Linked DNA regions of Homo sapiens: regions 2 and 3 are each linked to region 1. The links are chromatin contacts, found by Hi-C in ENCODE. All regions are on one chromosome and are shown on one strand. The core of a region is the stretch at or near the end of the contact, and the rest is flanking DNA. Distances in the headings are between cores, read along the strand shown. Region 1 holds the start of AK7 (adenylate kinase 7). Region 2 holds the start of CCDC85C (coiled-coil domain containing 85C). Region 3 holds the start of WDR25 (WD repeat domain 25).

What was found. A loop is a pair of places that touch in the nucleus more often than their neighbours do. Pooled maps may share reads with other maps.
Region 2: a map of CD8-positive, alpha-beta T cell shows a loop between it and region 1 (18-fold over the local background). The contact joins the promoter of CCDC85C here to the promoter of AK7 in region 1. A Hi-C loop is called at or near these places in 3 of 168 maps with a recorded cell type or tissue (CD4-positive, alpha-beta T cell and CD8-positive, alpha-beta T cell) and 11 of 50 pooled maps.
Region 3: a map of CD8-positive, alpha-beta T cell shows a loop between it and region 1 (25-fold over the local background). The contact joins the promoter of WDR25 here to the promoter of AK7 in region 1. A Hi-C loop is called at or near these places in 1 of 168 maps with a recorded cell type or tissue (CD8-positive, alpha-beta T cell), 2 of 37 single-sample maps with no recorded cell type and 6 of 50 pooled maps.

What each region holds. Positions count from the first base shown.
Region 1 is chr14:96,390,849-96,393,754 of GRCh38, forward strand. It overlaps AK7 (adenylate kinase 7), which reads left to right and starts at 1,280. Exons shown (of 18, transcript NM_152327.5): 1 at 1,280-1,411. The coding sequence starts at 1,307. RefSeq lists a silencer at 840-1,349.
Region 2 is chr14:99,602,475-99,605,456 of GRCh38, forward strand. It overlaps CCDC85C (coiled-coil domain containing 85C), which reads right to left and starts at 1,733. Exons shown (of 6, transcript NM_001144995.2): 1 at 693-1,733. The coding sequence starts at 1,485. It also overlaps a transcript of HHIPL1 not described here. RefSeq lists enhancers at 1-581, 1,288-1,407 and silencers at 1,668-2,197, 2,338-2,477, 2,538-2,607, 2,788-2,937.
Region 3 is chr14:100,374,911-100,378,073 of GRCh38, forward strand. WDR25 (WD repeat domain 25) reads left to right here and starts at 1,575. Exons shown (of 7, transcript NM_001161476.3): 1 at 1,575-1,585. It overlaps WARS1 (tryptophanyl-tRNA synthetase 1), which reads right to left and starts at 437. Exons shown (of 11, transcript NM_004184.4): 1 at 373-437. RefSeq lists enhancers at 389-528, 539-898 and silencers at 1,409-1,468, 1,659-1,708.

The DNA.
Region 1 (2,906 bases), core at 30-2,529:
CAGCACTTTGGGAGGACGAGGCAGGAGAGTTTCTTGAGCTCCGGAGTTAGAGACTAGCCTGGGCAACAAACATAGTGAGACCCTGTCTCTATTAAAAATAATAAAAAGAACGAGAAGAAACCACGCACACACAATTGCTGCAAGTGTTAAATATTTGCATTTAAGGAGTTAATGCTTAAGGCATGAAAACAGTTCAATATGATCAGGCTATTCCAAGGGAACTGCGTATTCTTAGTCCACCACAACCTTTATGGTCCAGTGATCACCGAGGTGAATGTTATCTTTTAATTTGTGGATTTATCTCAGCAACTGCATGTATAATCTCTTGTGGAACGGTCAAGTCTAAATTTCTTCCCTTGGTGAATGTGAGCGAATCCCGGGCGCCTACGGGCTCTGGTCGCCCCCAGCCGACACCAGGGGTCTTCCCGGAACGTGCGTCTGGAAACAACCCCCAAGGGAGCTGAGCCGGCGGACCAAGCCGCACCTGCCGCAAGGCGGGACCACGCTAGCGTCGCTCGGGTGTTCGGGAGCCCGAAACTCCATGGCAACAGCTTTTCTTCGCAGCTGAGGCTTACGTCCCGTCGCCCCGGCCAGACCACCCCATGGGAGCGTGCTGAGTAACTCCCACGTGTCGGGGAGAGGCCTAGGCTGTGGGCCATTCCCTCTTCTTCAGAATTCTCATTATTTTTAGTCATCGGGTCAAGCGGACACAGGGATGTGTTTCCAGACTTTCCGAACAATGGAGATTAAAAAGGCACAGCAATCACATGGCCCCCCGGGACAGACGCCCAGGGAGCTTCGGAAAGAAACCATGCACTGCCCAAGGGCTCCCAGTGGGCAGCAAGCCAGGGTGAGACCCGGGCTGCACGCGCGGCGCCGCGGAAAGCACTCGCAGGGACATCCGCCTGGCGCCCAGCAGCCGACAGCGCGCGCAGTTGCGAGCCCTGAGCCCCGCTTCGCCCGGCGCGCCCCGCCCAGCCCACTGCACTACACACCCCGCCCTGCCCGGCATGCCCCGCCCAACCCCCCGGCACGACTCGCCCCGCCCTACCCGGCACGCCCCGCCCAGCGACCGGCACAGCCTGCCCCGTCCCGCCTGGCACGCCCTGATTAGCGCCGGGCACGACACGCACCGCCCCGCCCGGCACTCCCTGCTTCGCCCACGACACGCCCCTCCCCGCCCGGCAAACTGCCCGGAGCCAAGGCCCCGCCCCCAGAGAGAACCTGCCCCGCCTCCCTGGCCCGGGCCCCGCCTCCTTGGCAAGCGAGTGGCGCTTTCACCTTAGCAACCAGCGCGGCTCCCACCATGGCTGAAGAAGAGGAAACTGCTGCTCTCACGGAGAAGGTTATCCGGACCCAGAGGGTGTTTATAAACCTGTTGGATTCCTACAGCAGCGGAAACATCGGGAAGGTGAGCGGCGGCGGCGGCCCAGAGCCTCACGCCAGCTCTCAGCTCCCAGCCCTCGGCCCCCGGTCCGCAAACCCAGCGAGGGTCTGCGCCCCAGGGCGCTGTCGGGGCCTTTCCTCAGGGAGGGTCCCGCGTCCTGGGCACCACCAATGCCCCCTGGACCCCAGTCCGCACCCAGGCTGGTCAAGAGATTCTACATGGAAGCTCAGGTGTCTGGAAATCACTGGTCCATCCCCTGTTCCTCCTTTTAATGAGGGGAAACTGAGGCTAAGAGGCAGGGACTTGCCCAAGATCACATAGAGAGTTGAGGCCAGAACCTGGACAGAGACTCCAGGTCTCTTGCCCCCTCCTAGGTTCTCTTTCTACCCTTCCATCGATTTTGAAGCAGGCAGCTAAACGAGAAAATAAATCAATTTTTTTTTTTTGAGACGGAGCCTTGCTCTGTCGCCCAGGCTGGAGTGCAGTGGCGCGATCTCGGCTCACTGCAAGCTCCGCCTCCCGGGTTCACGCCATTCTCCTGCCTCAGCCTCCGAGTAGCTGGGACTACAGGCGCCCGACACCGCGCCCGGCTAATTTTTTGTATTTTTAGCAGAGACGGGGTTTCACTGTGTTAGCCAGGATGGTCTCGATCGATCTCCTGACCTCGTGACCCACCCGTCTCGGCCTCCCAAATTACAGGCCGAGTAAATCCAAAAGGGATTACAGGCGTGAGTAAATCAAATTTTTATATTGCCCATGAAGCGTTTTTCATTCATCCATCCCTTCAATATATGGTTTTTGAGCATCTATTATGGACCAGACACTGTTTGGGTCCCCGAGTTCCATTAAGTTTCCTCACCTTTCTGTGTCTTTATCCCTGGAAAATGAAGATATTCAGAAAAAGGGCTCTGGGGCCCTTCATGCTAATATGATCAGTTGTCAAAAGAAAGCCATGATTTTATCATTCCCTGTGGGTAGGACCCGTCCATCTGAATTCTGTCCTCTAGAGCTACAGAGAAATCTAATCTCACCCTGGACAGACTTCTCTGAGGCTAATGACTGCACTTTCGAACAGGACAAATCTGCTTAAAATAGGATGAGGCTACAGTACGTACAATCTGTATTAGTTTTCTAGGGCTGTGGTAACCAATTGCCACAAACTGGATGACCTTATAAAACAGAAATTATTCTCTCGCAGTTCTTGAGGGCAGAAGTCCAAGATCAAGGTGTCAGCAGGGTTGGTTTCTACTGGAAGCTCCAGGGGAAGAACTGTTGCTTGCCCCTCTCCTAGCTTCTGGTAGTTGCCAATAATTCTTGGCACCCCTTGGCAGTAGACTCCAATCTCTGCCACCTTCTTCACATGGTGTTCTCTCCCCTGTGTCTCTGTGTCAAAACTTCCCTCTTCTCATAAGGACACCAGTTGTTGGATGAGGACTCACCCTATCCAATATGGCTTCATTTTAACTTGATTACATCTGCAAAGACCCTATTTCCAAATAAGGCCACATTCACAGGTTCT
Region 2 (2,982 bases), core at 483-2,982, 3.2 Mb after region 1:
TTCACAGACAAAGAAACTGAGGCACACAGAGGAGAAAAGCTAGAATCCGTTCCAAATACATCTCCCTCGGGAAAGTCTTAGAGTCTCGGCTGAGAAAGGTCCCAGGACTAGAAGGGCGGAATTTATGGCAAACAAGAAAGGCTCTGAGCCCCAGGCCTCTCCCCAACTGCCTCTGGGTCTCAAGCGGCTGCCTGTGCACCTTCCCAATCCCCACACCCCACTGCAGAACTCCAGCCACCGCACACACGTGGACGCTGCTTGGTTTGGAGGACACCTGTTGCTGCAAGAGGGGAAATTCACTTGCGCTCAAGGGGCCTTGTATCCTTTGCTGTTTAGAACTTCCCGCTACTAGGCAAGGATTTCCAAGGCTGGGATGAGGCGCCCACCGCCAGCCCAGCAGTGACAGACCCTAATTTTGGCAACTACACCCGCTAGAAACTTTTCTGGGACCGGACCGGCAGCAGGTTCTGAGCTGGACAAAAAGACGCTCCACCACTGAACCGGCCCACCACCGCCCAAAGCCCCACTTTGGGTGAGTGCGGGATCCCCTGGCCCAGGATCCATGACAGCTGGAGGAGTCTGGAGTGGCGGCCGCATGAGTGGGACAGCCAGGGACCACCTCCTCTCGCCGCAGCCTGGGAAAAGGGCTGCAGCCAGGGAGACCCGCGCTGCCCGGCCCGTGTAGTCCTTACCGTGCAGGCCGTTGGGGATGCTGCGGTGGTGCGGCGGCGCCGACAAGTCGTCCAGGGACCGACGTGTGGCTCCTGCCTTGCCGTCGGGGGCCTTGTGCGGCCCGGGGGGCAGCAGCGGGGGTGGGACGTGGTGGTGGTGGTCGGGGCTGCCGCCGCTGCCCGCGCTGGACGTACTGCTGCCGTCGCCCACGTCGCGGGCCCCCGCGCCGGGCGCGCCACCCGACAGCGGCCCGCTCAGGCTGGCCTGGCTGTCGATGGAGCTGCGGGAGCCGGCGCCGCCCCCGCCGCCGCCGCCACCGCTTGCGGCCCCCGTCGCCGCCAGTGCCGCGCGCTCCTCGTCCAGCAGCAGCACCAGCTCCTTGAGCTCCAGGTTCTCGCGCAGCAGGGCCTCCTGGCGCGCCTCGAGCTCGCGCAGCTTCTGCTGCGAGCGGGCCACCTCGTGCCACACGGCGCCGGCCGCGTGGCGCCCGAAGCGCTGCCACTCGCGCGCCAGCTTGCGCCCCTTCTGCCGGTCGTCGTCGAGGAAGCAGCAGAGCTCGCGCAGCTCCTGGTTGTCGTCCTGCAGCCGCTGGTTCACGTCCTTGAGGCCGCGGATCTCCAGCAGGTGCTGCTGCAGCCGCCGGTTCACGTCGCGCATCAGGCCGCCGTGCTCCAGCATGAGGCCCACCTTCTCGCCCTCGGCGCGCCGCAGCCGCCGCGCCAGCTCCTCCTTGCTCCAGCGCAGCAGCTCCTCGTCCGGCACCTGGCTCAGCTCCTCCGACGCCGCCGCCGCCGTCGCCGCGGGCTTAGCCATGGCGGGGCCGTCACCGCGGCATCGCCCTCGCCCTCGCCCGGCCGGCGCTTCCCCGCGCCGGGGCTCCGCTGGGCCGGTCCGCGCGCGGGCGGGGGGCGGCCGGGGGCGCGTGCGGCCCGCCCCGCGCCGCCTGGCGCGTCCTCTCGCCGCGCCCGCCGGGGCCGCCCGGGAGCCCGCGCGCCTCGGGGTTGACGAGCGGAGGCGGCTGCTGCGTCGGCGGCCGCGGTGCCGGGCGCTCTCAGGGTTCTGGAGAAGCAGGCGGAGGCCCGCCCCCGGCCCAGCTCCCGGAGCCCCCGCCGCCCCGCCCACCCCGGGCGGAGAGTGGGCGGGTCTCCGAGGCCCGGCCCCGCCCCCGAGGGCGACTGGGGAGCAGAGGCGCGGCCCCCGCCGTCCCCCTGCGCGGTGCGCCCGCCCGTCCAGTGCCCTCTCAGAGGCGCGTTCCGGCCGCGGTCCCGCCCTCCCGGCCGGGCGATTGGGCCGCTCCGGGGGTGTGCGGGAGGGGCGGGGCGCGCGCGGGGGAAGCTGCGGCGGTGGTACGGTCCATCCGCGGGGTTTCCGACCCCCGCCCGCGGCCGGCTCCCGGCGGTTCAAGTTTCTGCGCCCGGAGGACGCGGCCTTAGCCAATCCCAGGGCTACAGGGCGCTTTTAAAATGCAGGTACGGCTGCGGGGAGGGGGACGGTGGGAAAGGTAGGGCCGGGCTTCCCTTAAAGGCGACGCGCGAAAATAGCAGTCGAGCCCCCTCCCCGGCCCGCGTCCCCGGTCCTCTTCCCTCTCCCCAGATAAACAAATACCCACGATCCGGGCGACGGCGCCCCTTCTCCCTCCCGGGGGCACCAGAGTTCAGGGCAGTCGGAGACACAGCGAACAATAGGACTGTGACATGGGGGTCGCTCTTCCCCGCAGCAGGGCGGCTCTTTGTCCCCTTCCCTGCCCCCAGGCTCCTCCGCCCCCGTCCCCACCCGGGTCCCCTGCCGGAGCACGCGGCGGGGCTGCGTCTCCACTCCTAGCCCAGGGCTGAGCTAAACGCTGGCGTCCGCGCCCCTGCAGGGCCAGGGCCTTGCCAGCCGCGTCCCGCAGCGCGGTCAGTACTCTCTGCCCCGATGGGGCGAGAGCTCCGGGAACCTGCCCCCTGCCCGGAGCGGCGCTCGGAGCCCCGCTCCACCTCCGCTCACTCGACCGCTAAATCCCTGGGATTCGGGAGATAATCTGCAATTCGCGGGGTGGAAACCACTGGGAAGGGTGGGAAGGTCTCCCACTGGGGCCTGAACGCCGGGGTCCGGGGGCGCCGAGCCGGCCACAGAACTCCCCACCGGCGGCCTCGCGGGACCCCCGGGCTTCCCACTGCCTGTAAGTCTGTCTCGTTATCCTCCGGTCCCCAAAGCGCATTTACGGCGCGTCTACCGCCAGCAGGCGGGGCGGGGCGGGGCGGGGGGGGGTCCCTCCCCCGGAACCTGCAACGAGATCAAATCCGCGCACGCGACAGTGAGCGGCCCACG
Region 3 (3,163 bases), core at 325-2,824, 4.0 Mb after region 1:
GCATGAACATTATCTTAAAAGGCAAAGACATTAATTTCTATGAAGCCAGGCACGAGACACTTTTGGGTGTCACAATAAGAATGACAATACGTTCTGATGTTGAGCACAGAAGGAGGGTGCATCAGTGAAAATTATGACAGACAGCATGACGGTGCTGAGAGGCAAGCTACGGATCCAAGCCCGCGACTGCTCAGCCAGGATCTCTGTTCCCTATGGGAGCAGTGAATCACCTGAACTTTGGGTCAATGGAAGAAGTAAAATGCATAACACCCTAATCCTAAGACACAAGTCCTGACCCCCTAAACCAAGGTTTTCAGCACTTTGCTAAAAACACGAACAAGCTCTAAGCCTGGCAAAGATGGCAATACATACCCAGGTTGTGGAAGACACTGCAGAGGTGGCCACTGGTCACGCTGGGCAGTTGAGCTGCTGAGAGTGCCCTGCCCAGCCAGAAATGGTCTTTAATACTCTTCCCCTCTTTCTTTCAGTTTCCCTTCTGAAAAAAGATGCTTTTGTCTTTCGTTCTCCCCACCCTGCATTCAGCTAAGGGTTTCTTATAAATCACCCAGATTCTCAGAAACACTTGAGCTCTTGACCAACCTTCTTGATGAGACTGTCCAATCAGGGGTGGGTTGCCTGGGGGGCCAGGTTGAGACCAATGAAACCCTCTTGAGAATCGAGCCATTAGCTGGTCATTGCATCAGCCACCCCTCACCCCCCGCTGGCCTCCAAATAACCTCCCCACCCTCTTCCCGTTCCCCACCCTCAGCGTCAGTGTGACTGATTTTGTGTAGTCGTGGGCGGTGGAAAGAGAAACTGTAAATTCCCCGCATCTGTTCACCGAGGCGGCACAGTGCAGTGGAAAGATCAGGAGTTCTGGGGTCACAGACGCCTGGGTTTCAATCCCAGCTTGGACTTATTCGAAACCTTGGGCAAGGGTCGCATTACTTTTCTGCTTCCCCTTCGGTTTCCTCATCTGTGGAATGGGCATGGAGAAGCCTGCTAACATTACCGTTGAGGGGACTAAGTGCAACACTACGCAAAGCCTCTGGCACATGGCAGGCGCTAAATAAAAATGGGGGCCTCTCTCCTCGGGAAAAGCGAACAGGCGGAGACGATGAAGGGTGCCAGTGGGAAAGGGAGACGGGGTGGGTCGGCGGCGCTCAGAGGAAAGGGGCGAGGGGTCGGTGGCAGGCTCCGCGCCTCACAGTGCCAGAACGCGGCGGGCAGCAAGCCGGGCTCTAAGGATACTCCCGGGAGGGCCAGGCCACTGGGCGCCGCGCCAGCGTCCCTCCATCACTCCCTCCCTTGTTTCCTCACTCCGCCCCGGCCTTACTCCCCTCGCTTACCCTGCCCAGCCGGGCCAGTCAGCGCTCCCGGCTCAGCAACCGGCTGTCTCCTGGGCGTCCGTGGAAACGCCGTCCGGACGGAACAACTTCCGGCCCGACGGCGCCGTCATTGGCTGTTCGCGCGGGGGCGGGGCAGAGGCCGCCACTGATTGGCTGGCGGCCGCGGCGTCGCGTCGGAACGTGACTGGATGGTAGTGTGCTGGCCGGTCTGCCTCCGGGAGAACCGAGCGCTTCCGGTGCGTGTGGTGAGCGGCGGGCCCCGGGCTGGAGGGGCCGGGACTGGGCAGCGCCTAAAGCGCCCCGTGCCGCTTAACGCGGTCTCTCATAGCCGCTCGCCTTCCTTTCACTTCCTGTTCCTTCAGAAAGCGCTGTGCCTTGGACCAACCTTACTTCTTACTATTGACAGCTCAGCTAACTCCTATTCATCCTTCAAAACCCATCTCTGGTCGTATCTTGTTTGTTGCTTTCATCGCTCTGGGGCCTCCGGGGGGATCTGTGTTTTGTGTTTGATTTCCACCCACACCAGACCCAGCATAGGGCTTGACAAAGAGTACGTAATCAGGAAATGTTTGTTGAATGGGAATATCCTATTTCTTTTACTTCCTAGCATCTCCCCCTCCCACCCGTTTGCATTCCAGAAATATTTTTAGACGCTGGGCATTGAATAGTGAACAAAACACAGAAAGTCCTGTCCTCATGGGGCTGACTTGCTGATAGTGACTGTCAGAGTCACTCGCTCCTTCCTTAGACTCTTCTCCAGTGTCCCTGCCTTCCCTTCCATCTTACTGTCTGTTCCTCTTCGTTTAATCCCTCATCTCCTTCCAGAGGGAGCACGGGCACCCTGGTGGTGGGAATCTGGGTGCATGGTGGGTGGTGCCTGGGCAGAGGAGTTGAGAGTGGCCTCGGGACCAGGCTTAGCATTTAGAGAACAGAAATGCCAAATTATTTGCAGTGCACGGTTCCATTAGTTTATAATTAGTCTTTCATATTATATTAGTTCCATTGGAGATGAGCTGGCTGGCTGGCTTTAGAAGTTGTTGTTGTTGTTGTTGTTTTTTGAGACCAAGTCTCGCTCTGTAGCCCAGGCTGGAGTGCAGTGGCGTGATCTCCACTCACCGCAACCTCCGCCTCCCGGGTTCAAGCAATTCTGCGGCCTCAGCCTCCAGAGTAGCTGGGATTACAGGCGCGCACCACTGCACACGGCTAAATTTTTTTTTTTTTTGTATTTTTAGTAGAGACGGGGTTTCACCATGTTGGCCAGGCTGGTCTTGAACCCCCGACCTCAGGTAATCCGCCCTTCTCGGCCTCCTACAGTGCTAGGATTACAGGCGTGAGCCACCGCGCCCGGTCGTTTTATTTAAACTCTGGCTTTGCGTGTGGAAGTTGTTACCTGCCTGGAATGGGCTGCGAACGGGGGCGGCATTACTAGAGGAGGCTGACTACAGACATTTATGGAATGATGACCTGACTTGTAGACCAGTGGAACCCTCAGGCGAATGATGCCACTTGGGGGAAAGGTGTGGAAGAGGTTGGGTGGTTGATTCCAGGGGACATAGAAACCCATTGTCTAGAAGAAGAGATGGGTAATAGGCTGTCTGGAATGACTTAGAAAAGGACTTGGAGGGAATCTGTTGATGCTGACCTGACTCCACCTGTTGGGGGATGGAGGCGGAGCTTGGCGTGTTTGATTAAGGTTGGGTGCACTGGGTTTTCTTGGAAGTCGGTCTATTGCCTGAGCGTTCTGTGCTGTTCCACCGCGCCCTCTGCTGTCCTAGGAGTGCCTAGCACCCTTCTTTTTCTCTGGATTGTGCTTG